Linked DNA regions of Mus musculus: regions 2, 3 and 4 are each linked to region 1. The links are chromatin loops, found by intact Hi-C in ENCODE. Cell type or tissue: left cerebral cortex. All regions are shown on one strand. Links, peaks and the distances in the headings refer to the core of each region. The heading gives the core; the rest is flanking DNA. Region 1 overlaps Map1lc3b (microtubule-associated protein 1 light chain 3 beta). Region 2 holds the start of Zcchc14 (zinc finger, CCHC domain containing 14). Region 3 holds the start of Gm42048. Region 4 holds the start of Slc7a5 (solute carrier family 7 (cationic amino acid transporter, y+ system), member 5).

Evidence for each region. A loop is a pair of places that touch in the nucleus more often than their neighbours do. Peaks named below come from ENCODE experiments on the same cell type or tissue, not always from the same donor. Only the 100,000 strongest peaks of a DNase experiment are listed, where the experiment ranks them.
Region 2: a loop joins it to region 1, with 2.4 times the contacts of the local background. A loop is called at or near these places in 14 of 42 quality-filtered maps.
Region 3: it touches region 1 in a loop (4-fold over the local background); 6 of 42 quality-filtered maps call a loop at or near these places.
Region 4: a loop joins it to region 1, with 2.5 times the contacts of the local background. A loop is called at or near these places in 6 of 42 quality-filtered maps.

The regions. Positions count from the first base shown.
Region 1 is chr8:121,595,594-121,602,904 of GRCm38, forward strand. Map1lc3b (microtubule-associated protein 1 light chain 3 beta) reads left to right here. Exons shown (of 4, transcript NM_026160.5): 3 at 393-499; 4 at 1,003-3,167. The coding sequence ends at 1,177. It overlaps Zcchc14 (zinc finger, CCHC domain containing 14), which reads right to left. Exons shown (of 13, transcript NM_080855.2): 13 at 3,110-6,738. The coding sequence ends at 6,683. Among named protein-coding and RNA genes, the nearest start is that of Map1lc3b, 8.8 kb to the left of the region's middle. In left cerebral cortex, for the core only: a CTCF peak has its summit at 3,485 (motif pointing left); DNase peaks (open chromatin) are centred at 2,153 and 3,514.
Region 2 is chr8:121,645,468-121,652,778 of GRCm38, forward strand. Zcchc14 (zinc finger, CCHC domain containing 14) reads right to left here and starts at 6,466. Exons shown (of 13, transcript NM_080855.2): 1 at 6,258-6,466. The coding sequence starts at 6,434. In left cerebral cortex, for the core only: no CTCF peak of the experiment used is centred there; DNase peaks (open chromatin) are centred at 2,285, 3,179, 4,262, 4,880 and 2 more places; H3K4me3 peaks cover 3,720 bases; H3K27ac peaks cover 910 bases.
Region 3 is chr8:121,829,457-121,836,767 of GRCm38, forward strand. Gm42048 reads left to right here and starts at 4,535. Exons shown (of 4, transcript XM_030243893.1): 1 at 4,535-7,311. The coding sequence starts at 4,593. The coding sequence ends at 5,957. It overlaps Klhdc4 (kelch domain containing 4), which reads right to left and starts at 113. Exons shown (of 12, transcript NM_145605.2): 1 at 1-113. The coding sequence starts at 24. It overlaps Gm24283 (a small nuclear RNA gene), which reads left to right and starts at 980; the gene lies at 980-1,086. In left cerebral cortex, for the core only: a CTCF peak has its summit at 3,280 (motif pointing left); a DNase peak (open chromatin) is centred at 3,278.
Region 4 is chr8:121,904,777-121,912,087 of GRCm38, forward strand. It overlaps Slc7a5 (solute carrier family 7 (cationic amino acid transporter, y+ system), member 5), which reads right to left and starts at 2,910. Exons shown (of 10, transcript NM_011404.3): 1 at 2,290-2,910. The coding sequence starts at 2,830. It overlaps BC048644 (cDNA sequence BC048644), which reads left to right and starts at 3,057. Exons shown (of 2, transcript NR_167716.1): 1 at 3,057-3,237. In left cerebral cortex, for the core only: a CTCF peak has its summit at 5,166 (motif pointing left); DNase peaks (open chromatin) are centred at 2,488, 2,945 and 5,147; H3K4me3 peaks cover 1,373 bases; H3K27ac peaks cover 1,790 bases.

The DNA of each region.
Region 1 (7,311 bases), core at 970-5,969:
TTTTTTTTTTAAAGATTTATTTATTATATGTAAGTACACTGTAGCTGTCCTCAGACACTCCAGAAGAGGGAGTCAGATCTCATTACGGATGGTTGTGAGCCACCATGTGGTTGCTGGGATTTGAACTCCTGACCTTCGGAAGAGCAGTCGGGTGCTCTTACCCACTGAGACATCTCACCAGCCCAGCATGCATCTTTAATCCTATCACAGTTCAGACAACAGAGGTGCCTGGTTGCCTTGCCACAGTTTTGCCAGGGACAGTGGCAAAGCTGTGACTGAGCACTGGTCACGGGAGTGCTATGGACAAGCAAAGAAAGGCTGCAGTAGGCATGATGTGCTGGGCTCAGCATGGGGAGCAGTGTGTGCGCTGCTGAGTTGGCCTCTCTCTGCAGGTGATTATAGAGCGATACAAGGGGGAGAAGCAGCTGCCCGTCCTGGACAAGACCAAGTTCCTGGTGCCTGACCACGTGAACATGAGCGAGCTCATCAAGATAATCAGGTATCTGGCCACCTCTCTCCTTCCCCGTTTCCTTGAGTGATGCTTCTCCTTTAACCACCTCAGTGCCAGCCTCAGGTCCTTCCTGCTGCTTTCATGCCCTGTAAGTCAGTGCCCGGCCTCAGCTTTGTGACCTCAGGTCAGCTGGGAACGTGCTCACACCAGAGGGACCAAAGGGTTGTCATGCCTACTGAGTGATGACTCTGTAAAGTTTGCTAGGCATGGTGGGTTGCTGCTGGGCCCCCAGTCTGAGCTTCTCCCCGCCTCGCAAACTGTTTGGAACACTGTACAGCTGGGAGTTTAAGAGGGTGTGAACTCACAGCTGCAGCAACTGGAAGGCTGTGATCAGATATAGGCTGTGAACGCTGTGGATGTCAGACCCTGATCACAGCCATCACTGTGGGCTGTGGGCATGCTTGGTTTTGCTGGTCTGTGGGCTTTTGGAGGCCCTAAGTTCTGTACACAGTATGCAGACCTCAGTGAGTCTTGCTCTCTTCTCTCCACAGACGGCGCTTGCAGCTCAATGCTAACCAAGCCTTCTTCCTCCTGGTGAATGGGCACAGCATGGTGAGTGTGTCCACTCCCATCTCCGAAGTGTACGAGAGTGAGAGAGATGAAGACGGCTTCCTGTACATGGTTTATGCCTCGCAGGAGACATTCGGGACAGCAATGGCTGTGTAAGACTCCAACAAAGCCAATGGTTGTTAAGCCCTTACCAAGGCAAAAAGGGATGTTACCAGCGGACGCTGGACGGCTCACCACCCACAGATGAGAACGTAGGCACCCACATAGGGTATTAGGAACTGTTCATCAGCCAGAAACTGAGCTCCATGCAAGTGCACTCAGCTTGGAAACTCGTCTAAACTAGGCTATTTTGTGTTCAAACTTTAGAAGTTAAAAATAAAATACTTTTTGCATCCTAAGTTGCCAATAAAAAGATCAAGTTATTTTGACATTTTTCTCCCTAGTAGGGACTTAAAACAGAAGAGCAGTGTCAGGGGCAGTCTCTTCCTGGGACCTGCTGCCTTCTCTAAAAGGGCTCCCACTCAGCAGAGAAGCCCCTCTGAAGGCCCAGGTTGCCTAGCAGAGGCCCCCAGAGGGCCCTGGCTTTGCCCTAAGCAGGTCTGGTGTTGTAGGATATAGCTCTAAGCCGGGTCCTGGTCTTGACCCCAGCCACACCCTTTCACTCAGCAGTGCAGGGACATGCAGCTCGCTGCTGTCTAGATGTTACCATACGCCCTTCTGCTGAGGCCAGGTCTCCGCTTGTCCAGGGGTTGCTGACCCAGCTTAAGCGACTGGAGAGCTGTTTCTCTCCTGGTTTGAATTCTGTCTGGTCCATGCCTGCTTCAGGGAGAGCAAGCGCTGGCCTTAGGATGTGGTTGTCAAGTGGTAGACTGCAAGTCCAATGCTCCAGACTTGGCTCACAGCTCTTTGTTGGTGTGTAACTGTCTCTGTAAGGGTGGTTCTGACAGCTGTTGGGATTTCCCCATTTCATGTCAGTACATACATGTCAGCTGTGAGGACAACAGCAACAGAAGACATGCTTTTGATAGACATGCCACTTCAGCTAAAGCTAGCCTCTGCTTCCTGCATGTGGCCCGCTGTGACACCAGGCCATCCCTGGTCACTCACTCACTCGTGGTCTGAGGATCTCAGAGCTGCCTGCTGTCATGGACTGAAGCCAGCATAGCCACCTCCCACCTAGCTCCCCACAGGCACCCACCTTCCCTGCATGCAGCTGTCTTTGCTAACCCTCAATGTTATTTTACACTGTAAATTCTCACTGCTCTGTCTTGTGTAGGTTGTATACGTCATTATGTCCCTGGTTTTTATAACTATGGTGCGATCAGTAAGGATTCCTGTAATACTGCTTTAAAGATGCTGCTCAGAGGGCGGGCGGCCTCCATTATAGGACACCTGTACACTCTGATGCACTAATAAAGGCACAACGAACCTGTCCTGAGTGATGTCTCATTGTCATCGTGGGAACTGGGCTCTGCAGTATACCCAGGCTGCTCTTGCTGGGGAGGAGAGGAGAGGGGAGGGGCGGTAACCTCCTTTCCTTGGTCGATACCTTGCCACCAGCTCCTGCTTTTAAACTCAATCTCTGACTGACCTGCCAGCTATCAGGTGCCCTCTGGTGCCATGGGAACACACCAAAAGATTTACTCATGTGGATAGCTGCTGGCACTTGGGAGGACATTGTAACCAACTTCAGCTTAGAGCAGACGGCAGGCTCTGCAAAGCTGCTGCAGTCTCCTCGGGGCAGCCTGGACACTACTCTGGGTGGCAGGCGCCTTTGGGGTCCAGCAGTGTTGTCAGCAGGTCCTCATCCTGGAAGGGCAGGGCAAGTGATAGCCTAGAGTCCTATGTAACAATGTTTAAAGCTGAGAACCTTGACAGCCACGAATGACAAAAGATCTGAGAATGGCCCTATGTGGTGGCGCATGCCTTTAGCCTTTAATCCCAGCACTCGGGAGGCAGAGGCAGGCGGATTTCTGAGTTCGATCGAGGCCAGCCTGGTCTACAAAGTGAGTTCCAGGACAGCCAGGGCTATACAGAGAAACCGTCTTACCCCCCGCCCCCCCAAAAAATCTGAGAATGGTGAACATGTTGAGTTTTTTTTTTAATTTTTATTTTCCGTACATTAAATTTACTCATAAAAACAGTCTAAAAATGTACAATTTGTCCTTTTTAACAAAGTATAATAAAACATAAAAACCCCAAAAACAGAATACTTGACATTTACAATTCAAAATCAAATTAGCAGAATATTAAATATTTACAAAACTATATCTTTTAAAAATATTTATAAAGTTACATGCAATTTTGTAGAATTGACAAAAGAATGGCTCAAAAATGGGAGAATTGTCCTTCATTCCTAAAAAGAAAATATGCCCAATAGAATCTGTGAAGGTTTCAGTCTTGGTACCAACACCTCTGTGTGCTCCGGGACGGACCTGTGCTGAAGGCTGTGTTACTGCCCCCTTGTGGCAGAGCAGTGCGCCGGCCTGGGCCTGCCAGTACAGTATGTGGTTTCTGAAATATTGCCAAGTGTTGACTACAGGTGCCTACATTCTCAGTGAAACCCTGGGAAGGGTCGGTCAGCAATCACATCCCTGGACTGATGGTTTTTTGGGCCGCCCGATTTGCTCTATAGGAGTCACCTGCATTTTGGAGAGGATGGCTGTCCCTACTCAAGTTCCCCAAGCCTGTTCTTGGGATGAGGTTCAACAGACAGCCCAAGTCCCTGCAACCTTTTAAGACTTCGGCAAGTAATGTCACCCATTAGCTGGATGTAAAACTAGCCCATCAGACCAAACAGCAGGGACGGAGAGAGGCGGGTGAGACCCGATCCCAGCGGGCTGTCCTCACAGGACTGTCATGGCACACGTGCACGGCGTGTGGTACAAGCCAGGCTGACCTGCAGAAACGACTGGAAGCCTCATGAGTTCCACACGGAAACTGCTGAGTGCTGTACTGAGAGGCCAGCTGCTGTCATCTTTGGAGATAATCATGCCACTGGTTTCCTGACACCCAACCATAGCTCAAGAGCAACCGTCTCCATTGTGAGCGCTCCTGTCCCTCGGTGCCTGCCCGGCAGCAGTTAGAGGAGTTCTCAGCATTAAAACACTTTCTAATTTTCACTATTGACCATGAAATAAAAACGACAAAGGAAAGTAGAAAAAGGATTATTTTGCTACAACAAAAAGGTCACAGAGCTGTTGGTTCCAGCGTTGTGCCCGCCTTCCTATCTGAATCCCCCTCTGCACCCTGAGATGTTAACACAGGATTGGAATCTGACGATGGGAGTCCTGGGCCAGCCCACTTGGGCACCACTGCCATCTGACTGAGCAGTTTTAGAGAAATGACGGGAAAGGGCTGGTCTGTCAGGTGTGTGACAATGACGTCTGCTGAGGAAGTGCCTGCTGGCCAGGCTGACTCCAGGCTCTCGGGCGGGCGAGCCCCACCTGCCAACATCCACCTGTGCTTCTAGGCTGCCATGGTCCTTTCATCCTCGCTGGCCGGTCGCTCGGCTTCACAGAAATGCCACACCACACAGCTCTTCCAAAGGCAGCCGGCAGCTTCCAGACACAGACTTCTGCTGCCTGGACAGCCGAGATGGTGCTGGAGCTCCCCTCGACTGACCGCCACAAGGTAACGTGGGTGTTGCCACAGAAGACTGCTGTCTTTCAGGTCAACAGCTGTAAGACACTTCCATTCCCTATACTGACCACAAAACAGAAAACTTAAATATGATTTTTTTTCTTTTGCTATGAGACAGTTTTCAACAACTTCTGTGTTGAAATAGGATTTATTTAAAATATTTCTTTGTTTAAAAAAACCAAAAAATTTAAAAGTTTGGCTTTCAGCACATACCCAGGCCACGGTGATGGCCTTCAGAAATATTAAAATCGTAAACATCAGTGAACACTCTAAGTCTTCCTTATTAACACAATACGACCAATCCCAGTCTGGTGCTCTTTAAGGCAAAGTTGTGTCAGTTCTTGTATTGACGTTTGTAGTGTTTCTGAGTGAGAGATCAACAGAGCATCCCCTAACGCCTCATCACATCCCCTCAGAACAGATGTGATACTGTGCCATGGACAGAACAGCCGTCTCCCGATCCTGCATTGCATAGAATCCACAACACTCACGCCTTCCGTGGGTCTCCACAGACAAAGCCATCTTAGAATACGATGAAGCCTTAGATCACAACGCCTCCAGTTCTGGGGCATTTTGTGATTTACACTAATTCTGTATGAGGGTGACTGTCCCGTCTGAAGAATGTTTAAGGACTATGATTTTTCTTCTCCATGAGGAGGAGGCTGGAAAATCCTTGGCAGAATATTACCATCGATTTTCTAATACCGAAGGCTTTAGCATTATAATGTTATTTGAGCATAAAATTCCCTTTAACCTCGGAGGGAGGTTTAAGTCCCTTATGCCTCCGCTGTGGTGTGTCGAACGTTTACACCATGCTGAGGAGTGAGGACCCACCCCCACCCCGGTCTGGACTGCAACTGGTGAGCGGTTTCGAGGAGGAGTCTTGCATCTCTCTACTGAAGTTTTCCAGGCAATTTTAACGGAATTAACAATCAACACATAGCCTAATACAAAAGAAGCCGACAGTTTCCAGTCTTTTGTTCATGAATCACAGGTCTGCATTACTGCTGGATGTCTGTGTCAAGTCTGAATCCATCAGCAGTGAGCTCTGGGGCTGGGGTCCTGGGGAAGCCATTTGAGACAACAGCTTGCCAGCTTCCGGAAGAATGAGGCGCGTCAGTCACAGCCAACCCACAAAGCCGAGTCATCCCCCAGTCTTCAAGAGTTGGTTCTTGTTTGGAGAGAGCAGGCTCAAAGCCTCCAGCGGGAGGGGTGGTCTCCAGCCTCGGTCGGTAACGGACCCCTGGGACCTGGACCCTTACAGATGAAGTTGTCGAGAGTGCGCTATGACTTATTTACTATATCGTGTAAATCTGTTTACAGAAAAAGATATTAAAAACCTGGAACTGCTCCAAGTGTCTACAGAACACCCTGCAATCGACTTCGGGGTGTATTTGGCGGAGCAGCCTGCTGGTGCCAACTCCAATGCCCACCGATGGGAGTCCCCTACATTGTCGGGTCCCAGCAGAGTCTGCCTCCCAGACCGCAGAGGCCTGTGTCAGGTAGTGCAATCCTTAAGAAGCCAGAGAGGAGGCTCCTACTTTAGGAAACAGCAAAATCCAGCGGGCGCTTCCTAGCCCAGAAAGGGGTCCCGGATCCGACTGGGGGACTTGAGAGAACCCCGACCTGCAGTCTTGACTCAGGTCGTGCATAGCTGCCCTGGAATTACGTGAGCCTAGAAGGACCACCGAGCTTCAGGAGACAGGTCTTCACGCTGCAGCGATGGTGTGACGGCCACGATATGCCATAGCGCTGTCCACTAGGCAATCCTTGGACCAAGCTCCAAGACTAGGAATTTGGCAATGAAATCGAGTTTGACGAACTTGCACACTAGACTCTCTCCAGTATAGTTAAGTAAAGCACCTTTGGGTTAAAAACATTAAGCTCCACAGCCACTCGACTTCAGCTCTCTGTGGTTTCCTTAGGTCTCCATGGCGCCACAGCAACTTGACTTCAGTTCTCTATGTGATTTTTCATGGCTTAATAAAATGTTCTGTTGCCAAAAAAAAAAAAAAAGGATCAGTCCGTGGAGTCCAGACTTTCTGCTGGAGGGGCGTATTTCAACCTAAAAGTTCCTGGAGAGAACGAGAGAGAGAGAGAGAGAGAGAGAGAGAGAGAGAGAAAGAGAGAGAGAAGAGGGTGAAGCCTGAGTCAATCACAAAAGTGCACACACCGCCCACCTGCTCTGAGATGCCACTCAGGACTGACCACGCCCTCGCACAGCCGCATGCCACGGGTACGAGACCTTCTGGGGGAAGTGACCGACAGAGCACCACTGACCACTTCTCAGTGCCTTGAATCTTTCTCTGGGCATAGACCTCACACTCAAGCTGGCAACACCCAGGGGCAGGGAGGGCCTGGACCGAGCAGATGCAGGCCGGCACTGGGAAGGGATGCGGCAACCTGCACCACGACTGCATTCTCCGGCCACAGGTATTGACTGGGCTTCAAAAGCTCTGCAGGTGGTGAGGATCAATGGGAAACTGCACAACCAGAGATGGAGGTGCTGGGAACCCAGAGCTGGGCAGAGTGGGACCAACTGTCCTGACCATGGTGAACCTGGGGTGTGACGTGTTAATCATCCCAGCATTCTGGAGGCTGAGACCAGACAATGAAACAAAAGAATAAACCTGGCATCATATAGTAGG
Region 2 (7,311 bases), core at 1,537-6,536, 50 kb after region 1:
CCGTGGTCACCTGAGGAGATGTACAACGTTGCCTGGAGAAGGCCCTGAGGGTGGTTCTCTTTGAATGGCAATCACCAAGGTCTGCGACTACACTGCCAGCTATGGGGCATGAAGACTCACTCTGCAGCAGCCTTAAAGAGCACAGACATCACACGCACGCACACACACACACACACACACACACACGCACGCACGCACGCACGCACGCTCGAGTGCACGCACACACGAACACACACTACAGTGCTTGTCAGTGTTCAGCAAGATATGTCACGGGGACTGATACTCAAAGCAGGTAAATGACCAACCATGTTCACAAGAGCAAGGTGAACAATTCAGTCCCACTCATATAGCAGGGTCAGGTGAAGGAAGAGCCCAGGGATGGGTGTATGAGGAAGGATCATGTAAGTACTTACAATCTTCCCCAAAAGTTCTAAAAAAAGGGATTAGGTGGCTGGGGGAAAGGCAAAACTGTGTTTTGGGTTTTGGGGTTTTTTTTTATTTGGGGGGGGGGTTCATTTGTTTTAAGGCAGAGTCTTGCTATGTAGCATTTGCCTCTGGAGTACTGGCTGGAGGGCCTGTGAGCAAGCCTTAAATGCAAACCTAAGGGACCAGAGCCCCCAGGAAGGAACCGAGCACCAGCTGGCCCTGGTGAGGGGACTCTGCACTTAGGGTCCTTTTGTGCCACTTTGGCCACTTGTCTGATTATAAAACCAATTTAAAACATCTCTTAATTTAAGAAACTACTCAATTCCCATCAATTAAAACCACCTTAGCTGAAGACATGAGATGCCAAGGGGAAATGATCGAAGGCTGGTATATCTGAAGATGAGAGTAGACACCATGGGTATGTGGCAGGGTGGCCTGGTTCCTAGTTAACATGCATGTGGCAACGGCAACATGTGTGTGTCAAGACACACATGGGCATGTCCACAAGAAAAGCTGACCTGACTAGAGGGTGAAGCATGCTCAGGAGGGGCAAAGAGCAGCTAGCTTTGTTTACAAAGTCTATGACAGACACCTGACCCTGCAAAGTCCCCAAAGAAACAAGATGATTAGAGCCAGGACATCGAGAGAGGCCTGTACCTTCTTCTCTGTGGCCAAGGAGAGGTCGGCAAGCTGGCTGGTACAAGACCAGCCTAGGCGCCTCCACACCCAAACGCTCTGTGGGTTGTTAGCAGACCAACCACTGCATGCCAATGCTCGCTTCCACTCTGGCCTCACTTTAAACAACGTCAAAACGTTCAACCCACAACAAATCCCAGAGTTACCTGCTTTATAAATTTTGTTGGTCATTTTGCCTTTTTGTCTTAAACAGGATCTCATTATTGTGTTCAAGGCTAACCTTGAACTCATGACAAGCTTTCTGCCCCAGCCTTTCAGGGTGACAAACATTATCTCTGGCAGGCCATACTTCTGTGTTTCTTCTTCCCTTGCTAACACTGCCACAGCTAAGGTCTGAAGTCAAAGCCTACAGCCATCTCACTAGTGAGCTCACCCTGATGGGTCCTAGCTCAACTGCTGGGGGTTGAAGGATTTTTCTGAAATCTGACCCTGCTAAGGAAGAGGGAATCCTAAAGAAGAAATTATTTTTCCCGGGCAAAAAATAATTTATAAAAATGTGGGGTTGGAGAATTGGCTCAGCAGTTAAGAGCACTGGCTACTCTTCCAGAAGACCTGGGTTCAATTCCCAGCACCCACATGGCAGTAATTCCAGGCCCATGGACCTGATGCCTTTTTGGTCTTCCACTGGCACCAGGTATGTATGTGGTACAGACACATAGGCAAAAATATTCATACACATAACATGAAAATAAATCTTTTTTTAAAAAATGTATTGTGATCTACCATTAGCCTCCCAGAAGCCAACAGCTGTCCAGTCAACAGACACAGCACAACAGTGTGCCTGCCAATGTTCTAGAAACTACATATCCCAAGTGTGCTCTCAACCCCAAGGCTGAGTGAGTATGGCACACGGGACCAAGGCACAACACAGGATGGAACTTCAGCAAAAACGGCTTCAGAAAAGCAGCCAGACTTGCCACTGCTGGTTCCTGTGCACGCGACACACGGTGCTATGCATCCGACCCTGCTGTGACATGTGAAGCATGGCGGCTCCGATGGGGTTCAAGTGGCGAAGGAGCACATGGCCTTAGAGCTCCACGTGTGGGGAAAGACAGTCACTTGAGAGCTACACAGTCACCCCAGTGGCTCAAGGGGGCCTGCTACAACTCCAGACATGACTCAGCTGCTGCTTGCTGCTGGAGAGATGCCACTAAGAAGATAGGCCATTAAAACAGAGCTTGAGGGTGCTGTGTTGGAGCACACCCACCTAGACAGAAACACACCGAGGAATGAATACAAGGGATGAGAAGAACGCCCTAGAGAAAAAACAGCACCCTCAGGTCACTGATGCAGATGCGGATCTATTCTAGCTCTTCTGGAATGCTAGGGGCTCTTGACAACCATGTGTAGGGGTCAGGGTTAAAAGAGAAACCAAGCAAAGCCATCCACTCCTCACATGATACCCACAGGACAAAAATGCCTCAATTCCTGACCGACCTTTGAACTGTAATGACTTGCAAGAGCTTACCAGACACAAGCAGCCAAGTGGAACTGTAGCCCATCTCAGGCAAGAGCTTACTAGCAGCTTTATTCATAGTCTATGGAGATTGTTGAAAGTCTCCCCAAGGCTAACTCTAGGGCATACATGGCCAAACCATGGTGGGCAGCTCTGGAACTGTACAGCTATCCACCAAAAACAAAACCAGAATCTCAATATAGGCACACCATTTCAGAGCCCCTTAAAGGAAAAAAACCCAAAACAGCAAAACAAAAACAAAACAACAACAACAACCCCACATAGGGCCTCTGGACTGTGTTCTGCCACACAGAGCAGGACAGAACCACAGCTAGCTCCACCTGTCACTGTAACCACAGAACCCAGAGGGCCTGACGCCATGCAGCACGGTTAAGCAGCCCCCAGGCAGTGGCCCGAGGAGCATGCATTAGTGTCAGGCACTCAGGAGTTTACCATGAAGAATAATCTCACCTAAGCCTCAATCCCGACCTCCACCCGCTGGTGAGGAGATGAACAAACAGTACTCAGCCATGAAAGAGAGCAGCGTGCTGCGCTCTTACAAGAGAAGCCTTAAAAGCACGCACGTGAACGTGAACGCAGCCCAGCACACGGCCAAGCACTCACAGTTCCGTTCACACGACTGCCTCAGAGAGGACAAACTCACAGACAGACATTTGGCCGTGTCTCTTGGGGGCTGGGTGGGAGAATGCAGGGACGGCTCACAGGCTCGGGTATCTGAACAAGTTCAACGTTGCTGGCCACACAGCTCTGTACAGCACCCTGACCACAATTCAGAGGGAATGCTATGCTCTCTTGTACCAGCTACCGGACACCAACTTGAGGTGTCAGGGCAGCCTTGAAGTCAGAGCCTCCTTCTTCAGCCTCCTGAGTGCTGGGGTTGGTTACAAGTTGGTACCTCACACCCATTTAAAAGTCTTGATTTAACCTGCTTCCAAAACCAAGGTTTTCTACTAAAAAAAAAAAAAAAAAAAATGCAAGCACTGCTCTCAGCATCCTGAGACCACACCTAAGGGACAGGAAGCACCCAGCAGGGTAAGGCCTGCAGCCCCTCTGCAGCCCCTAATGCTCCCACACCACAGACAGCAAATGGTTTTCTAAAGTAAGCCATGCCTACGTAATGCATCCACAGCTAGGCTTGGTGTGTCCCTATCCTCTCAGCTCTGCAGAGGCTGAGGCAGGAGGATAGCAATTCCCAGGCCAGGGTGAGCAAGACAATGAAACCTTGGTCTTTATTTTATTTTATTTTATTTTATTTACATCCCAAACACTGCCCCCACTTCTAGAGTCCCTCCCCACATTCCCAAAACCTCGGTCTTTAAAATAAATAAACCACACTTTTAAACATCTAGGGCTGCTCTGAACGTTATACATTTAAAATAAAAAGGGAAAAGAAAGCGTAAAGAAGCTTACAATACCAAGCTTTCCAGAAAACTCAGGTAAGAGAAATAAACATTTAAATCAGACAACATCCAAAAACACTCCACACCTTCACTTCTGAGAGCAAAGTCTCAGTCCTAAGTTCAAAACCAAGTGACACAGCTCAGAAAGAAACACAAGAGCCACCTTCTGCTGAGGATGCAGAGGAGGCCGGAGTTCAGTGCTAAGTGGCTCTCGGCTGGACTTCTCCCTCCAAGGATCCCCCTCCAAGTACACACACAATCAGGCTTCAATCTCAGAGCTACAAATGAGCCCAAGTTCAGCTTTGGGGAACAGTCCCTTCGGGAGTGACTCAGAGCCAGGGAAAAGAAAGAGAAATGGACCTGTTTGGATCTGAGCAAGTGAGACCCAGCCTTCATTGCTAAGTCAAGAGCCCCTGTGCCAGGGCCAAACAATGTCCCCCAACTTTCTAAAGAAAACCCCAGCCCTATCAGCCACAGGATTCCTGAAAACTGCAACAGCTGCAAGCTCAGGACGAGAGCCGTTCGGGCAGACAACGCATGGCTCCACAGAACCACTGACAGCCAACATGGCCGGGAAAAACACGGGGAGCACAGCTGCCAGCTGCCCTGTCACCTCTGGAGGACTTCAGCCCAGCCTCCTACAGCACAGGAGACCAAGGCGGGCGACCAGTGCCCAGACCCTGGGGACTAGATTAACTCCATCTCGCCGTGGACTTTTGCCTGAGACAAAGGCCATCTTATACAGGCATTGTGAGGGCTGGCTGCAGTGGGGTGGGGCTCAGTGGCCAAGCACCTGCCTGGCATGCACAAGCTCCAGGCTCCATCCCTAGTACTGTGTGGGTGGGAGAGGACCCAAGACATTTGTTCTAGACACTTCTACTCTGAATTCACTGCCCTGTTAAAAACCAGTCCCCATCTCCTACAGAGCAACCCGGACCTGATGCGTCTGAGCTTCACTCACACAGGGGTCTGGCAGCCCAGGTTGGGAGACAGCAAGCTCCTGCTCGTGGATGAAACTAACCGCAGCTGAGGAGACCACAGAGAGGTGACAGCTGGCTGGCCTGAAGAACTTAACTTTCCTTGGGCCCTGCCTTTCTTGTTGACAGTTGCCTCGCATGCAAGAGGGAAGTGAGGTGGCAAAGTGTATGTATGTAAGAAAAAAGAAGAAGAAAAACCCAAAAAGCTAACCGAAGTCTCAGAGGCAAACGTCAGTGAAAAGATAAGACGCCACAGAAACCCATTCAGGAACCACAACCACTTCTTAGAGGAAGACATTAAAAAGAAGCCACAACTCAAGGTTCAAAGAGAGCTGAAAGAAAAACCGACGGAAGCCCCGACGACCTCACCTTGTTCACCTTGGACAGGGGAAGCTGAGTTAAGAGTTTAAACTTCAAAAGGCTCAGACTGTGGAGCAGCTGGGCAGGAGGCCCGGATGTGGCCTCTGACTACCAAGGACATGGTGTGGGACCTCAATGGCCCTTGGCACTGGTGAGCCTTTCTCTCACAAGAAACCTGGGTTCTTGGCTCCAGGGCTGCTGCCGGCCTCCAAAGGCCCAAATGCACACCGACTCCATCATCCACAACTCCGGGCTGCAGCTGAGAGGGATGGATACTAAAGAAATGAACTCCATCTGCTAGTCACCATGGCCCCCAACCACCCAGCCTTCAGCTTCCACGAGAACCACGTGCTTTACCAGTCCTCAAACATTCGGGCCACAGCTGGCATTTCTGAGTGGACAGTCAAGCTGCCCTTCCTGCCCAGCAAGCTGACATTATCATCCTAAGACCAGATCCCACCTCAGTGAGCTTGGGTTCTCCCCGATGGTGGATCACCACTGACAGCATACCCGCAGACCCGCTGAGGCTGCAAAGCCCCTGTCAAGAGCCAGGCTCTCCAGACAGACACGCTTAGCAGCGTGCACAACCCCCACGATCGCACACGCAGACACGGGTTCCTGTACATCGTACCCCTGCCATGCACGCCCGGGGACACCTGACCCAGACAGGCAGGTGGCAGGGCCCACCTGCGCCCAGGTTCCAGGTCGGTGCAAGTGGACATATCGTTGAGTGTTATGTCACCTAAGAACCGGGATTGACAGGACAAAGGCCTTCTCGTGTCCCCAGCCTGGGCCGTGACACCGAACACACAAAGGGGGCCGCGCGCTGACGCAGGCCTCCGGGTCCCTTAGTAGGTCATCTCCAGGCTGGCCGGTAAAGGACCCCAGCCGCGCTGCCCCACCGCGCGCGCTTGCGCTCACCTTGTGGCAAGCCGAGCAGGTGGGCAGCGCGCCGCTGGGCCCGGGCGCGCTCTTGCCACCGCCACCACCGCCGCCGCCGCCGCCACCGCCGCTGTTCAGGCTGCTCTGGATCTGTGTGAGCTCCTGGCGCAGCACCTGCTTCTGGTGGAAGCTGAAGGCCGGGTGGTTAGAGGCCATGGTGAAGAGCAGGAGGAACTCATCGCCCGTGCGACCCTCGTTGAGCTGCAGCCCGTAGTTGTGGATGATGGAGTCGGTGTGCGTGAGCGTGCGGTACAAGACGCCCGCCGCCTCGCGCTGCTCCGAGCCCAGCAGGGCCAGCGACACCAGCAGCTTGCTGCGCACCACCTCGTCCGTCAGGTTGGTGAGGCTGCCCAGGTCGGCCGGGTTGTTGGCCTTGATCTCCGAGTCGCGCAGCGAATGGTAGTCCTTGCGTGCCAAGTCCTCCAGGCACGAGCCGAGGAAGCGCAACTCGAGCGGGATGCACAGGTCCAGCAGGCCGCACAGGAACTCCACACGCTGCGGCGACGGCAGTTCAGAGAACCAGCGGTACACGCCGTCCCTCTGCAACGGGCAACGCTTCTCCACCATGCTGCCGCCCGCGCCGCGCCCGCCGCCGCCGCCGCCGCCGCCGCCGGGCCCGGGAGCAGCGCGCGGGCGGCCGGGGGGCGCGCAGGGCCGCGGCCGGGCGCCGGGCGAGGCCGCGCGCGCGCGAACGGGGCGCGGGCCGGGCGCGCGCGGGCCGGGGGAGCCGCCCGCCAGGGGCCCCGCGGCGGCCGGAGCCGGGGCCGCGGCCCGGGCGGCCGGGGACGGCGAGCGGCCTCGGGGCCGCCGCTCACGGGGAGGCGCCCTGCCCGCGCCCGTCCCCAGCGGCGGCCGGTGCGCGGCAGCGGCGGCGGCCGCTCCTCGTCGTCGTCGTCGTCGCCCGGGAGGCGGCCGCCCCCATCTCCCCGCGCGCCGCAGGGTCTGTCAGTGCGGGCCGCCCCCCGACGGAGCCGCCCCGGCCATGCCGCCTCCTGTGCTTGCGCCCAGGCCGGCCGTTACCCGCTGCGAGGCT
Region 3 (7,311 bases), core at 1,329-6,328, 230 kb after region 1:
CTCCTTCTTTCCCTTCTTGCCCATCGCGCCGATTCGGAAGCGGCGCCCGGGAGACAACCGGAGGCAAATGAATGATGATGTTCTGCCGGGCCGGAAACGAGCGGCGCGCTATAGGAGGCTCACTTCCTGTCCTTTGCTCTGGTGTTCCGTGGAGCAGCCGATCCCACCAGTACTTTGGGTCCGTCTCGGGCCGCGTGAGTAGGGAGCCGCTCCGCTGGCACACCAGCAAGCTGCGTGACTCTAAACGAGACGCGAGCATGTGGGATGCTGACCGCCTCATCCCACAGAGGAATTTCCACGTACTTAGGGATTCCTGACATGAATTAAGGCAGCCCTCTTTCCCTATCCCATGTAAAATGTGCCAGGACCTGTCAGGCCCTCCCGCAGTGCCTTTGCCCTTCTGCTGGCGATGCTTCACTGGACCAGCATGTCCCTCCATTGGGAGACCCGGGCTGGTGATGGGTATCTGTACTCCCGACGGTGCTTGATTTACGGTCTGGCAGATACGTAATAGGAAAATATGCTCCCGGGTTTGACCTAAATGGTACAGTGGAAGAGGGACCCGCGGTTTTGAAAGAGCAGAGTGCATTGCCTAGAGGGTGTCGTCTTTGAGCTGTAATCAAGGAATGGCGCAAAATAAGGACAAGGGCAAGCAAAATACTGGCAAAGGGAACACATAGACGAGGAACTAATCTTCTTTCTCGGTGGGAACGCTGCCAAAGCACAGCCTTTAAAGAAACTGCCTTGGATCGGGCCAACCACTAATCATTGACGCTCTGAGGAGGCGGGAGCTCCCAATTCAGTTCCAGGTTTTTCCATAAACCTAGTTCTTAAGAAGAAAACTTGCTTTTGAGGAAAACAATGGTGTTGTGTGGTTTCTTTCTTTCTTTCTTTTCTTTCTTTTTTTTTTTTTTTTTCCTGAAGAGATACACAGAATCAACTTTTCACCCCAAACAGGACGTCAACAGATAAAAGAAATGTGCTCGCGTTGGCAGCAGATATGCTAACATTGGAATGATACAGGGATTGTTAGCATGGCCCCTGCGAAAGAATAGCACGCAAATGCATGATGCGTTCCATCATTTTTCTTATGTCTTTTTGGAGACAAGGTTTCTCTCTGTAGCTTTGGCTGCCCTGGAACTCACTCTGTAAAGCAGGCTGGCCTCGAACTCACAGAGATCTGCCTGCCTCTGCCTTCCGAGTGATGGGATTAAAGGTGTGTGCCACTGCCCAACTTCATTCCATACTTTTCAAAGATGAAATTGAAATTGTCTTCAGAAAGCTCATCTCAGCTAGAACCTATCTGTAGAGTTATCCCAGGTGTGCATCCCTTAACAGCCCTATCTCACTCCCAAAGGAAAAGCCAATCAGGGGGTATTTTTACCATCCAAAAGCCGCTGTTTGTGTTTGTGGTGGTAGGGTATCAAGGTGGAGTTTGGTGAGGGGAAAGAATCTGATTAAAATATATTTTATACAAACACACACACACACACAAACCAAAAAACAGCTGGGCAGTGATAGCACAGCCTTGAATCCTGGCACTCAGGAAGCAGAGATAGTTGGATCTCTATGAATTCAAGGCCAGCCTGATCTATAAAGAGAGTTTCAGGACAGCCAAGGCCACACAGAGAAAACCCTCTATCATAAAAAAATATAGATAGATAGATAGATACATAGATAGATACATAGATAGATACATAGATAGATACAAGAGAGAGAGAGAGAGAGAGAGAGAGAGATCTAAAAGACCAAAGAAATTATTCCAAGTCCAGTAGCTTGGACTCAGTAGCTTGTTGAAGTACTGAGTTGTTTGTTTTGATTTACAGGAGCACAGGTGACTCGAAGGCAGCCACGTCTCATAAACGTCTCACCTAGCATGGGTGGATGAGGAATTTATAAACATTGTATCACTGGTACCCAAGCCACCTCCCACCTCCTGTACAGCCTGGCACTAAGCTCCTGGCAGCTGAGGCGGCTGAGCGAGGAGCGGTTGGAGTCTCTAGTGAGAGTCTGTGGTCGCCCCTTCCTTCTGCAGGAGAAAATGAAAAGACCCAATGTTGTAAGAGGCTATTAACATTCTCCACTGTTCGCAATATATAGCACTGTTCCTTCTTCAGGGCTGAAAGGGAAAGTATATCCTCTGCGGAAGATTTAGAAAGATCTGGAAGTTGCAGGGATTAATGCTTTTATTATCTGAAAGAATCTCAAAGCTAAATTGGGAAGCTCTTAATACAGGTCACAGTGATTCACCAGAGGTTAAAATTTTCATTACTAGGAAAGACACAGAATAAAACTGCTTTGATTTATTTCCTCCCTCCCCTATTTTCTTTTTTGGCTGTTGTTTGTTTTTGTTTTTGTTTTTTTACGACAGGTTTTTCTGTGTATCCCTGGCTGTTCTGAAACCCTCTCTTTAGACTAGGCTAGCCTTGAACTCAGATATTCAGTGACCTCCCAAGTGCTGTGACTAAAGGCATGAGCCACACTGCCCAGCCAAAACAGCTCTGATTTCAAGATAGAGACAGAAATATCATGCCTGGAGGAGAGAATTCTCCAAAAGTTCTACAAAAGGAAAAAGAGGAGGGGAGAGAAGAGAGGAACCAAATGAAGGCTCTGCTGATCTCCAAGACTGCTTGCAGATCATGTGTAATGCTAGAGGGGGAAAATAGTTACCGGATCAGAGATAGCCAGCCACTGGAGCTGAGCCTCCAGACCCCTTCTGCACTGTAGCAACAGGCTGCTCTGCCCACTGCTCAGGTGAACCGCTGTTTCTAACAAGCTCTAACCTAAAACATCTCTTATCCTCCTCATTGTTCTGAAAATATTAGGTAACCTCTGAGCACCACACTTAAAGTGGAACAGGCCTTCAAAGAACATCACATCAGTCCACTTACACACACACACACACACACACACACACATATACACCAGCATTCCCTCTTCAGGCCTGTGAAAGGGAGACCATATTCTTTGTGGAAGACTTAGAAAGATCTGGAAATTGCAGGGACTAATGCTTTCATTATCTGAAAGAATCTCGAAGCTAAATTGGAAAAGCTCTTGATGGTACATGTCACAGTGATTCACGGGAGGTTGAAATGTTCATTACCAGGAAGGAAAGGGAACAGAGCAGATAGAGTGAGGTCAGAATCCTAAAATAGTGAAAAGATTAAGTACCGGGTTCTATTTTAGTAAAATTCACATCTTTGAAAATTTAATAGATTGACTTAAATGTAACGCGTCAATTTTAGACTCCCTTTTATATCCGTGGCAGGGCGCCCTCTGCTGTCTTCAACTTGAAGTTCAGAGGAGAAAGGAAAGTCCATTAACAACAAAGGACTTGAAGAGGATGCTGACTGCTAACCACCTTCACCACAAACAACCAATGTGATTGTGAAAGGAAATAAAACTGTAATTCATGTAATGTATGTTAAATAGCCCAAAGAGTTGTTTCTGAGCTTTGAAACCTGGGGCTGAGAACATAGCAGAACAGACCAGGACATGCCCGGGCAAGCCCATCGCCTCCCTAGCTCCCACCCCTCTGACCTAAGTTAAATGTTACAGGCTGCTGATGTTTAAATGGACCAATCATGTGAAACCGCGCCAATTCCTCCCCCAGCCCCACTCCTTTTCTATAAAACCCCCTAGCTTCCAAGCCTCGTGGTCGAATCCACTGTCTCCTGTTGTGTGAGATACGTTTCGACCCGGAGCTCCGCCATTAAAAAACCTCTTGTTGTTACATCAAGGTGTTGTGTTCTATTCGTGATTCTTGGGTGCACGCCGAATCGGGAGCTGAGTGGGGGTTTCCCCACTGAGTTCTTTCATTTGGAGGTCCCACCGAGATCTGCGTGACACCCAGGAACCCCGAAGGACCCCTTGGAGGTGCGTTTGTTTGTGTGAGTCTTGTTATGTTGTCTGTTGTCTAAGTGTCTAAGTGTGGCACTGCTGAATTTGTGTCTTAGTTTTTCAGTTCTGAGATTGTGGGTTTGAGCCCCACCTGTGTTACCAGTTCTGGTATTCTGTATTCTGGCAGCTGCCACTGCGGACCGTAAGGACCCTAGTGGCTGTGGGAAGACGACGGTCTATTTCCCCACAGGCTGCACCCTTGGAAGACATTCCGAGGGAGACCCTGGAGTGCCCAGGGTACGGAACAGTCAGGAGGACCTGGCTGTTGTCTGGCAGAGTGAAGAAGAGTGAGTGCTCTTCCTGCCAGAGGAGTGGAGCGGAATCCCACTCCATCAGAGGTAGCGTTTGGCTGGTTGTGTAAGTCCAGACGCAGACGAGTGTGCTTGGATGTCTTAGTGTTTTCCGTCTCTGTCATTGTGTTGTGTTTACTCTTATTCTTCACTATGGGACAGACCGTGTCTACTCCTTTATCTTTGACTAAGGACCATTGGACGGACGTTAGGGCTAGAGGACAAAATTTGTCAGTAAAAGTGAAGAAAAAGCCATGGATGACTTTCTGTTCCTCAGAATGGCCTGTTTTTGGAGTAGGTTGGCCAGCAGAAGGAACTTTTTACTTACCCACCATAAGGGCTGTGAAGGCCATTGTTTTTCAGGAAGGACCAGGGTCGCATCCAGACCAACAACCGTACATCATGGTATGGGAGGACTTGGCACGCTACCCACCCCCGTGGGTTCGCCCATTCCTCCCGCCTCTCCGCCCTGGCACCAAGATTCTAGCCATCCAAGAAAATGGTGAGAAAGAGAAACCGAAACCACCGCTCGGGAGAGATGATGATCGCAGCACACCAGTGACGAAACCCCCCAAGATCTATTCAGAGATTGAAGAACCCCCTGAGTGGCCCGATACCCCTCAACCCCCACCTTATGCTCCCCAGCCCCAACCTTCAGCTCCCTCGGGACCCCTGCCTCAGGCCCCGGCCGGAGGAGGGGGTCCCTCCACAGGAACAAGGAGCCGGCGAGGAGTCACCCCTGAGGGGCCTGCGGATTCAACTGTGGCGCTCCCCCTCAGGGCTATTGGGGCTCCCCCTGCCGATCCAAATAGTCTACAGCCCCTACAGTATTGGCCTTTTTCCTCTTCTGACCTTTACAACTGGAAAGCTCATCACCCCCCTTTTTCAGAAAACCCTGCAGGACTCACTGGGTTGGTTGAATCATTAATGTATTCACACCAGCCGACCTGGGATGACTGCCAGCAGCTTCTGCAGACTCTATTCACAACCGAGGAGAGAGAGAGGATTCTCCTCGAGGCTCGGAAAAATGTCCGAGACGAGGCTGGGCGCCCTGTCCAAACTCCAGCTGAGATAGATGAAGGATTTCCGCTAACCCGGCCCCGATGGGATTATAATACGGCATCAGGTAGGGAACGACTGTCCAATTATCGCCGGGTCCTAGTGGCGGGTCTCAGAGGTGCTGCCCGGCAGCCCACGAATCTGGCCAAGGTAAGAGAGGTTATGCAGGGAGCGACTGAGCCCCCCTCAGTCTTCCTTGAAAGGCTCATGGAGGCTTATAGGAGATATACCCCATTCGACCCCACGTCTGAGGGTCAAAGGGCCTCAGTAATTATGGCCTTCATTGGCCAGTCAGCTCCTGACATTAGGAAGAAGTTACAGCGAATTGAGGGCTTGCAGGATTACACCATAAGGGATGTAGTTAGAGAGGCAGAGAAAGTGTATCATAGGAGAGAAACAGAAGATAAAAAGTTAGAGAGAGAGAAAAGAGAGAAAAGAGAAGAGGAGGATAGGAGAGACAGGAGGCAAGAAAAGGTTTTGACTAGGATCCTGGCCGCAGTAGGAGAAAGAGATAATGGAAGAAGAGGTAGACAGTCAGGGAACCTGGGAGACAAAAGGCAGCAGGGACCAAGGAGACCCAGAGAAGGCGGGCAGCGCCTGGAGAGGAACCAATGCGCGTATTGCAAGGAAATGGGCCACTGGAAGAGCGACTGTCCGAAAAAAAAACAAAAGGTAAAGGTGCTTTCTCTTAGAGAAGATGAAGACTAGGGGGAACGGGGCTCGGCCCCCCTCCCCGAGCCTAGGGTAACTTTAAAAGTGGAGGGGACCCCTGTGGACTTTCTAGTTGACACGGGAGCCGAATTTTCAGTACTCAAAACACCTCTAGGAAAAGTAAAGAAAAATAAAAAAACCTTGGTGATCGGGGCCACGGGACAAAAATCGTATCCATGGACCACATCCCGAGTAGTAGACATAGGGCGAAATCGAGTAACTCATTCGTTTCTAGTCATTCCAGAGTGTCCTATGCCTTTATTGGAGAGAGACTTACTAACCAAGTTAAAAGCACAAATAACTTTCACCTCTCATCGACCGGAGGTTTTCTGGGGAATAAAAGCGCCCCAGACTCTAGAGCTGTCTTTACAACTAGGGGAGGAATATCGACTTTACCAAAATAAAGTAAAGCCCCCTGAGGGATTACAGGACTGGTTGAATCGATACCCCCAGGCGTGGGCAGAGACGGGAGGAGTGGAGATGGCAAAACTGGTCCCCCCCGTGGTGATTGAACTTAAGTCCGGGGCCACCCCTATAGGGGTCCGACAATATCCCATGAGCAGAGAAGCTCAAGAGGGTATACGCCCCCAAATTAACAAACTGCTCCAACAAGGGATTTTGGTCCCATGCAAATCCCCTTGGAACACTCCTCTACTTCCAGTAAAAAAACCAGGGACCAGGGACTTCCGTCCAGTACAGGACCTTAGAGAAGTCAACAAGAGAGTTCAGGACATACACCCCACGGTGCCAAATCCTTATAACCTCCTCAGCACCTTGCCACCTGGTCGGACATGGTACACAGTCCTGGATCTCAAAGATGCTTTTTTCTGTTTGAGGTTACACCCCAACAGCCAGCCCTTGTTCGCTTTCGAATGGCGAGACTCCGAGAGTGGACAAGCCGGACAGCTCACATGGACGAGGCTGCCTCAGGGATTCAAGAACTCGCCCACTTTGTTCGATGAAGCCCTACACCGAGATCTTGCTCTTTTCCGAGCCAATAACCCACAGGTGACTCTTCTGCAATATGTAGATAATCTGCTCCTAGCTGCAGAAACACGCGAGGACTGTGAAATTGAGACCCAAAACCTCCTGGGCGAGTTAGGTAAGCTGGGGTATCGGGCCTCTGCTAAAAAGGCTCAGTTATGCCAGATAGAAGTGACCTACCTAGGATATGTCTTGAAAGATGGACAACGGTGGCTCACAGAAGCCAGAAAACAAGCTGTTATGCAGATCCCGGCCCCAACCACTGCTCGCCAGGTAAGAGAGTTCCTGGGGACCGCCGGGTTTTGCAGACTCTGGATTCCCGGATTTGCCACACTGGCAGCTCCCTTATATCCACTAACCAAAGAGA
Region 4 (7,311 bases), core at 2,270-7,269, 310 kb after region 1:
ACATGCGCCTTTAATGCTAGCACTCTGGAGGCAGAGGCAAACAGTTCTGTGAGTTCAATACCAGCCTGCTCTACAAAGTGAGTTCTAGGACCACCAGGACTACACAGAGAAGTCTTGTCTCAAAAGCAGAACAAAACCAAACAGCAAGCCACGAGATGGTCCCTAGGCCTCACTCACACGGGCTCTCGGCCACCCAGAACAATGTGGAAAACAAGTCTTCCAATCATCATCAAAGACTCCGCTCCAGGCTGCCCGCATCAGGCCTGAGGTTGCAGGAGGGAGCCAGACTTGTTGAGAGGGAGATGGCCTGCACCTTTACCACCAGTGGGTTCATTCGGGATGGAGGCCAAGTCATTTCCCAATCCAGTCTTAACTAGGTGAAGGAAACTTGTGGAGAGACAAACACAGAGGACTCCAGAAGACTCAACCACGTAAACCAGACCTCTGCCCTAAAACCTGACTCTCAGTGCTTCCTCGGGGTCTTTCCTAAGGCATGGAAGCCAGGGAACACTATGTTCCCCAGAAGTGCCCTCGAGAAAGAACAGGGCACTCACTCCATGAACACTGAAACTCTCCTCAGAGTGCAATCCTCCGGGAGCCGGCGCCCAGGCCTTCAGAGACCTGGAAGAGCACCTGGACTCTTGGTATAGCATTGGAAATGTAAATGAGCTAAATACCTAATAAAAAATGGAAAAAAAGAAAAAAAAGAAAACAAATTTTAAAAGAAAGGACATTTGCCAGCCCTCAGTGCTCACAGCCTCCTGTGGGCAAGCATTGCTTCCCATATGTCACTAGCACCTGCAGTTTCCAGAACTATCTTGACAAGAGTGTGGGCTCTTTAAAGACAGCCATGCCAGCCTGGCATGATGGTACACACACTTACTGCCTGCACTTGGGAGACAGAGAACTGCAGACCAGCCAGGGCTGCATAGCATGAGCCTGTCTCAAAACCAAGCAAGCAAGCAAGCAAGCAAGCAAGCAAACAACAAACCTTAAAGGTACCCACGACATTCCTTATCCCTAAAGAGATTACCATCCATAAGGAGAACTGGACAATTAAAATTGAGTATGCAGTGTCCCGTTTGAGGCCAGGCTCTCCCTGGACTGCCCAGTGCTTTTGAAGACCAACTCTAGCTATGACGGTTTACACATGAACCAAGCACACAGAAGACCTTACTGGTCATCATCCAACTGGCACTACAGAGCAGAGTGGGTGGTCTCAGAATTGAAGGGCACACCCGGCTGGGTCTGATAACAGGAGACAGTCTCAGGGCCAAAGCCAAAACAGGCACTGGCATCGAGCAGTGGCCCCAGTGCTAACAGCAGCCCCGGACTTCCATGGCTCACAACCAAGTCTAGCCCACCTCCCCATCACCCTCTCTGTGTGCACTATCAACACAGCTCTCAAAACAAACAGATACATCGGTCTTAGCTGCCTGAACTCATCTGTAATTTTGAAAGTAGCATGATTTATTTCCAGGTTGCTCTCCACCACCAAATCATGTGGCATTTGCTTCAAACGATCATTTTCCCCCAGTCCTGAAAAATCACACAACTGTTTTTGAAAGCAGAAATCAATCCGTCTTGACCTATGCGTCCCATAAAGGCTACACTCAACAGCTGTTACCTGGCACATCTTGGGACCCCTCAAGCCCACCCACACAGACTGTCGTCTGTCTGCAGCCGAGTTTCTTTTAGTCCTTTACTGACAGGCAGGCTTTACACGATTCCGCTACTCATCTTAAACGAGCAAGCAGCCATCACTACCACACACAAATTTATTACTACTGTTTTCTTATGAGTCAGCCAGTTCACTGATTCCTGATAGGCCGGTTTTAAGAACATAAGTGATTTTTTTTTTTAAACTGCAATTTCCCTCTTAGCAACCAGTCAGCAACTGAAGCTGAAACAGGAAACTGGCATATCTGCCACTCCACGTGGTGCTTTGCTGAAGGCAGGGAGTGTATTGCTCTCACCCGGGACAGAGTAGATCTCTCGTACTTAGAATTCAGGTCGGGAAGCGGGATGCCTGCCGCGGGGTCAGAGCCGCGACCCACTGAGGTCTCGCGAGGGCTGTCCCGAAAGCATAGACACTATGAATGGATTAAAGAAACGCACGTGGGTTCTGGGGCCTGTGACTTTAGCCTGGAACTGCCGAGATGGTTCAGGGATGGACAGATGGAGGGATACTGGGATGGGTGTTGCCGAGCTGTAAACGCAGGAACCTTGGCTCGCGCCCACCCGGCCCCGCCCCAGCCCGGCCCCACCCCAGCCCGGACCCCTACTTACGCACGCAGAGGCAGGCCACGAGCTTGGCAGCTTCCTCGGGCACCGGACAAGTGGGGAAGACCGGCTTGAGCAAGTAGGTGGCGAAGACCAGCGCCACGATGTACTGCGAGGAGGGCCGAATGATGAGCAGCTCGATCCAGAGCTTGAGGAAGGCGGGCAACGAGCCGTAGACCTCCAGCATGTAGGCGTAGTCGCCGCCTGACTTGGAGATGGTGGTGCCCAGCTCCGCGTAGCAGAGTGCGCCCACGATGGAGAAGACGCCGCACACAGCCCACACCACGAGCGACAGTCCGGGCGACCCCGCTTCCTTGAGCACGCCGGTGGGCGTCACGAAGATGCCAGAGCCGATGATGGTGCCCACGATGATGGCCACACCGTTGAGCAGCGTGATATTGCGCTGCAGGGTCACGCCTTCGCCCTCGGGGTCCGCGCCGTCCCCGCGCCGCGCCTCCAACATCTTCTCCCGCGCCTGCCGCTCCTCCTCCGCCGCCGCCGCCGCCGGGGTCGCAACCGCGCGCCTCTTGGCGCCCGCGACCGCCATGCTCTCGGCGTTCCCGGCTCGGCCTGGATACCCGGCGTGCGCGCGGCCGAGCCGCTCTCCGCGTACTGAGAAGTGCGTCTGCGTCCGCCCCGCCCGCGCGGCCTTTTATCTCTACCGTTACCCGCCCTCCAGGCTCCGCCCATCGCCGCTGCTGTTGGTTCAGCTCGCAAAGGCCCCCGCCCCCTCAGCCCGCGCGACCCCGCCTCCTTCGCGGGCCCCCGCCCCCAAGTCTGTTAGAGCACGTGGAGCGTTAAGATCCTGAAACTGAGGACTACTGATGTGTTTAACGCGGCGTGACTACTGATGGGTTTATCGCGGCGTGTTTCACAAGATCCGAATGTTGTACGCGGGTGGAGAGTCGACTCACACCTCCTCACAAGTCCTGTGCAGGATGTCAGGGCCGATTGGTAAGGGCGTGCTTCTTCTCCCGCCCCAGGCGGCGCAGAGGACTTGTCAAGGGAGAAAGCACCGGAAGGGGGGTGGCTCAGTGTATAGTCCCAACACCTGCCCGGAATCCTGGCCCTGCCTCGCGGGTGTTTATCTCCGCTTCCTCCAGTGTGCATATCCTGTGCGTCTGGGAGATGAAGGATAAATATCTTATCTAGGATAAGTGGGGGTGGGTTGTGGGGTGAGGCACCCCTATAGTCCAACTTGGTCCAGAGGAAACGAGTCTGAGGGCGAAATGATCCGTCAGCTCTGGAGGAAACGGAAGAATAGACCAGAATGGTAGCCAGCTTACTCCTGGACTTAGATATCCATCTGGTCCCAAGGAGGGTCTTGACAAAAGCTCGATTAGTGGTACACCCAATCTGGAGAAGCAAGTTTTAGAAGGGAACCAACCCAATCTACTGTAGGGTGAAAGGGCTTTAGGTTGTCATTCTTAGGAAATCTTAGGTAAGAGGGTTTTTGAGATAATGTGGTCACACATCTGGAAGGTTCAGCATCCCAGGCCTGGTGCCATCATCGTGGGCACCATTATCAGCTCTGGCATCTTCGTGACGCCCACCGGTGAGCTCAAGGAAGTGGGTTCAAGCCCTCGTGGTATGGGCTGTGTAATTTGAGCTGATGGTACGCTTGGAAAATTTCATTGGTCAAGATAAGTCCAGGAGCCCCAAGACCCCCTCCTTTTCACCAGCTGTTCCATTTTCTGTCCAAAGGAGTCCCCAGGAAAACTCACAGACAAGCAGAAGGGAAGGTGGGGGGGGGGGCTTAATTTAAGAACCTTCAGACTTGTAAGGATACAGAGCCCTGTATGCTCTGCTAAACTGTCCAGTCTGCCAAGCCTTCCCCACTGCTGAGGCATGACCAATGAAGAAATTCAAACTTCTCCCCATCTTTGGATCTACTGCTGCAGCCAAGAATGCCAGAGCTGCCCCTTGGAAGCCCATGTCGGGGAGGTGTTCAGCCAAAGACTCCAAGGGTCACTGGAGCTACCTCCCCCAACCCCCAGTATGTCAGCCATTCACAAGCAATGACAAGCTGGTATCTCTGTAGCCTGAGCAGTGGGAAGCCATGGAGCTAAAAGGTCACACCAACATTAACCATGCCACAGTACAGACTGCCTAAACTGATGGCTTTGGGAAGATTGAGAAACTTGCTTCTCATTCTTGACATAGTCCTTTCAGAGGGCTAAAAGCATACCACCAACCCACTGAGACATCGCTAAGATTCCAAGGTACATCGTCTAACTTAATAGGACACGTGGCAACTCTTAGAAACACTTCATAGTAAACGAGGAAGCCAGTTCTGCAGTTGTGTAACTTGCCTGCCCAGTATGCGCAGCCTCACGGCCTCCTACCTCCAGGCAAGCAGCCTGCTTACCTCTCACCTGTGGGTGGCTAACTAACCCTTGCTTCTTTTGGAATCTGTCCTTGTTCCCAGTGGAATCTGGGTTCTGCATCGCAGCCGTGGGAAAGCTTTGATTTGAACCAGAGATAGCAATAGTCCAAGGAGGTATAAAATCACAACCATAGTTAAGTCAAAGCCACTACCAGAGGCCAAGGACGGTGGTCGTGGAGGAACACAGCAGGTTCAAATGGCTCTTCTGGGTCTGGAGTTCAGAGAGAGAATGAACAAGAGATCAAGAGGGGGACCTGAGCCCTGGGCAGAAGCTGCTCTGGTGACAATACCCAGTGAATGTCCCCGAGACCCCTGGCTCGTGATTCTGCTGCTGCTTATCACAGCGTTAGATAAGACCTTAAACTTTTTCCTGCAAAGCAACCGTTGGTGTGTATTATCTCTGTTTGGTGCCCCCCCCCCCCCCAACACCTCTTCAAACAGCTAAGACTGAAATGTTTTCCAGGGGCGCCATCTACTGGTGGATGGAGGAGCAGTTTCATCTTAAATTTCCTGACTTGGGGCTCCCGGTGTGTGTTCCTAGTGGTTAGCTCTTCAACTGGTCAGTAATTTATTTAAAATGGTGTTGGACTGATTGGATGTTGGGGAGCCTGTCTTCCTATCTCCATCTTGAAACGAGAATGCGTACCTTGTACAGTCCTTCATAGAAGAAAGGGGCGGGGCGGGTCATCGGAGCCCCCCTTCGGCCCTCTGGCCGGTACTTCCCAGGTGTGCTCTCCCACCCTAGGTACATGTGTCTGGGTGTGGCAGAGCATTAGGGAGGTAGAAGGTTGACTGGGGAGGTAAGGGGACTTAGTATAGATACTGCTATGTTGACACTGCTATCTGGTCACCTATGCTGCTGTAAGTAGCTGGGTACAGTAAGCTCACTCACTGTATTAGTTAGGGTTTTACTGCTGTGAACAGACACCATGACCAAGGCAACTCTTATAAGGACAACATTTCATTGGGGCTGGCTTACAGGTTCAGAGATTCAGTTCATTATCATCAAGGCAGGAGCATGGCAGCATCCAGGCAGGCATGGCGCAGGAGCTGAGAGTTCTGTATCTTCATTCTAGGAGAATACTGATTTCCAGGCAGCTAGGATGAGGGTTTTAAAGCCCACACCCACAGTGACACACCTACTCCAACAAGGCTACGCCTTCTAATAGTCCCTCCCTGGGCTGAGCATATACAAACCACCACACTCACCAACTTGGACTTGCATGGAACCGGGCCTGTCAGTGCGCTATCTGGGGATGAGTAGAAGTCTGTTTGCATCTACCCATGAAAAGCCACACAACAGCGGCACAGTAACCGGAGCGTTTCTGCAGATGGAAGTGTGTGCAGTCGCGCCTCTCTCTCTATCACATCAGTACCAAGGGTTGAACTCGGGCCATTCGGATTGGCTACAAGCATCTTTAACCGCTGAGCCATTTTTTATGAACCCTGCCTCGGTTTGTTGTTGTTGTTGCTTAAAATACTTAATTTTTCAAAGATTTATTTTATGTAGATGGGTGTTTTGACTACATGTGTATCTGTGTACCCAGTGTGTGCCTGGTGCCCACAGAGGACAGAGGAGGGCATTGGGTTCCCCTGTAACTGGCGTTACAGAGGGTTGTGAGCCACCGTGAGTTTTGGGAACTTCCAAATTCAGGAGCATTTGAGTGCTACTGAGAAAGATCCCCAGACTGACAGGAAATTCTGACGAGATTAATCTCAGCCCTAGAAACACAGCTGGCCTCTCTCTCCTCCTGTGGACACAGACTCTGCCCCTGAACCCAAGAAGGCCATGATCGATCTGCCTGGTGGTCCACGCCTGCAAACCCAAGTCTCAGCAAGCTGAGGCAGGAGGATCACGTGTTCTAGGCTGGTGTGGGTGTGTGAGGCCCTGTCTCAAGCTTGAGTGAAACATGTAGGCCCTGTTCCTTTACAGGCTCCTCAGGCCATCAATGAGGGGCCTGAGGTGGAAGCAGACTGCTCCCCGCTGTCTCCCTGAACACAGAGATGGGTAGGGAGCATGGCAGAGGCAGAGGTTAAGGACAGGAAGGAGTGGCTCTTGCCAGCAGTCATGGTATCACACACCACACAGCTGGTCTGCAAGAGAGCGGAGGACCCGGCTCCCTCCGAGAGAAACAGGTGCTTAAGCCTCGGTACCACAAGAAGCTTCTGGAACAGAGGCTGAAGGACCATGTCTGTCTCACAACCACACACGCAGATACTTCCCCATTCAGAGAAGTAAATTTGGTGAGAACAGTGAGAGGAAGGGCAACAGCTAAGCCAAACAGCTTAGAGACCAGGCATCCCTCAGTGTCTGTGGCTCTGGGAAGAGAGATGTAGGAGCTTGAAGGGGCCTCTGAGTGTCAAGTTATGTGCTATGGTGGCAGGCACCACAGCCCACTGTCAACAGAGGGATAAAGTCTTGAGCTGTGCAGTAGCCATTGACCACAGAGCACAGCTGAAGACGGACACAGCCAGGCCGCGGGGACTTCCCCAAGGACACTACTCGAGGGGACTGAGTATCCAGAAAGGGGGAGGTTTCTCAGGTCTCAGAATGGCTGCCTGTGCTCTGGGGCTGATAGAGGCTGATAACACAGAATGGGCGAGGGTCAGGGGTTGGGGAGTAGGGTACAGAGACGGCCATC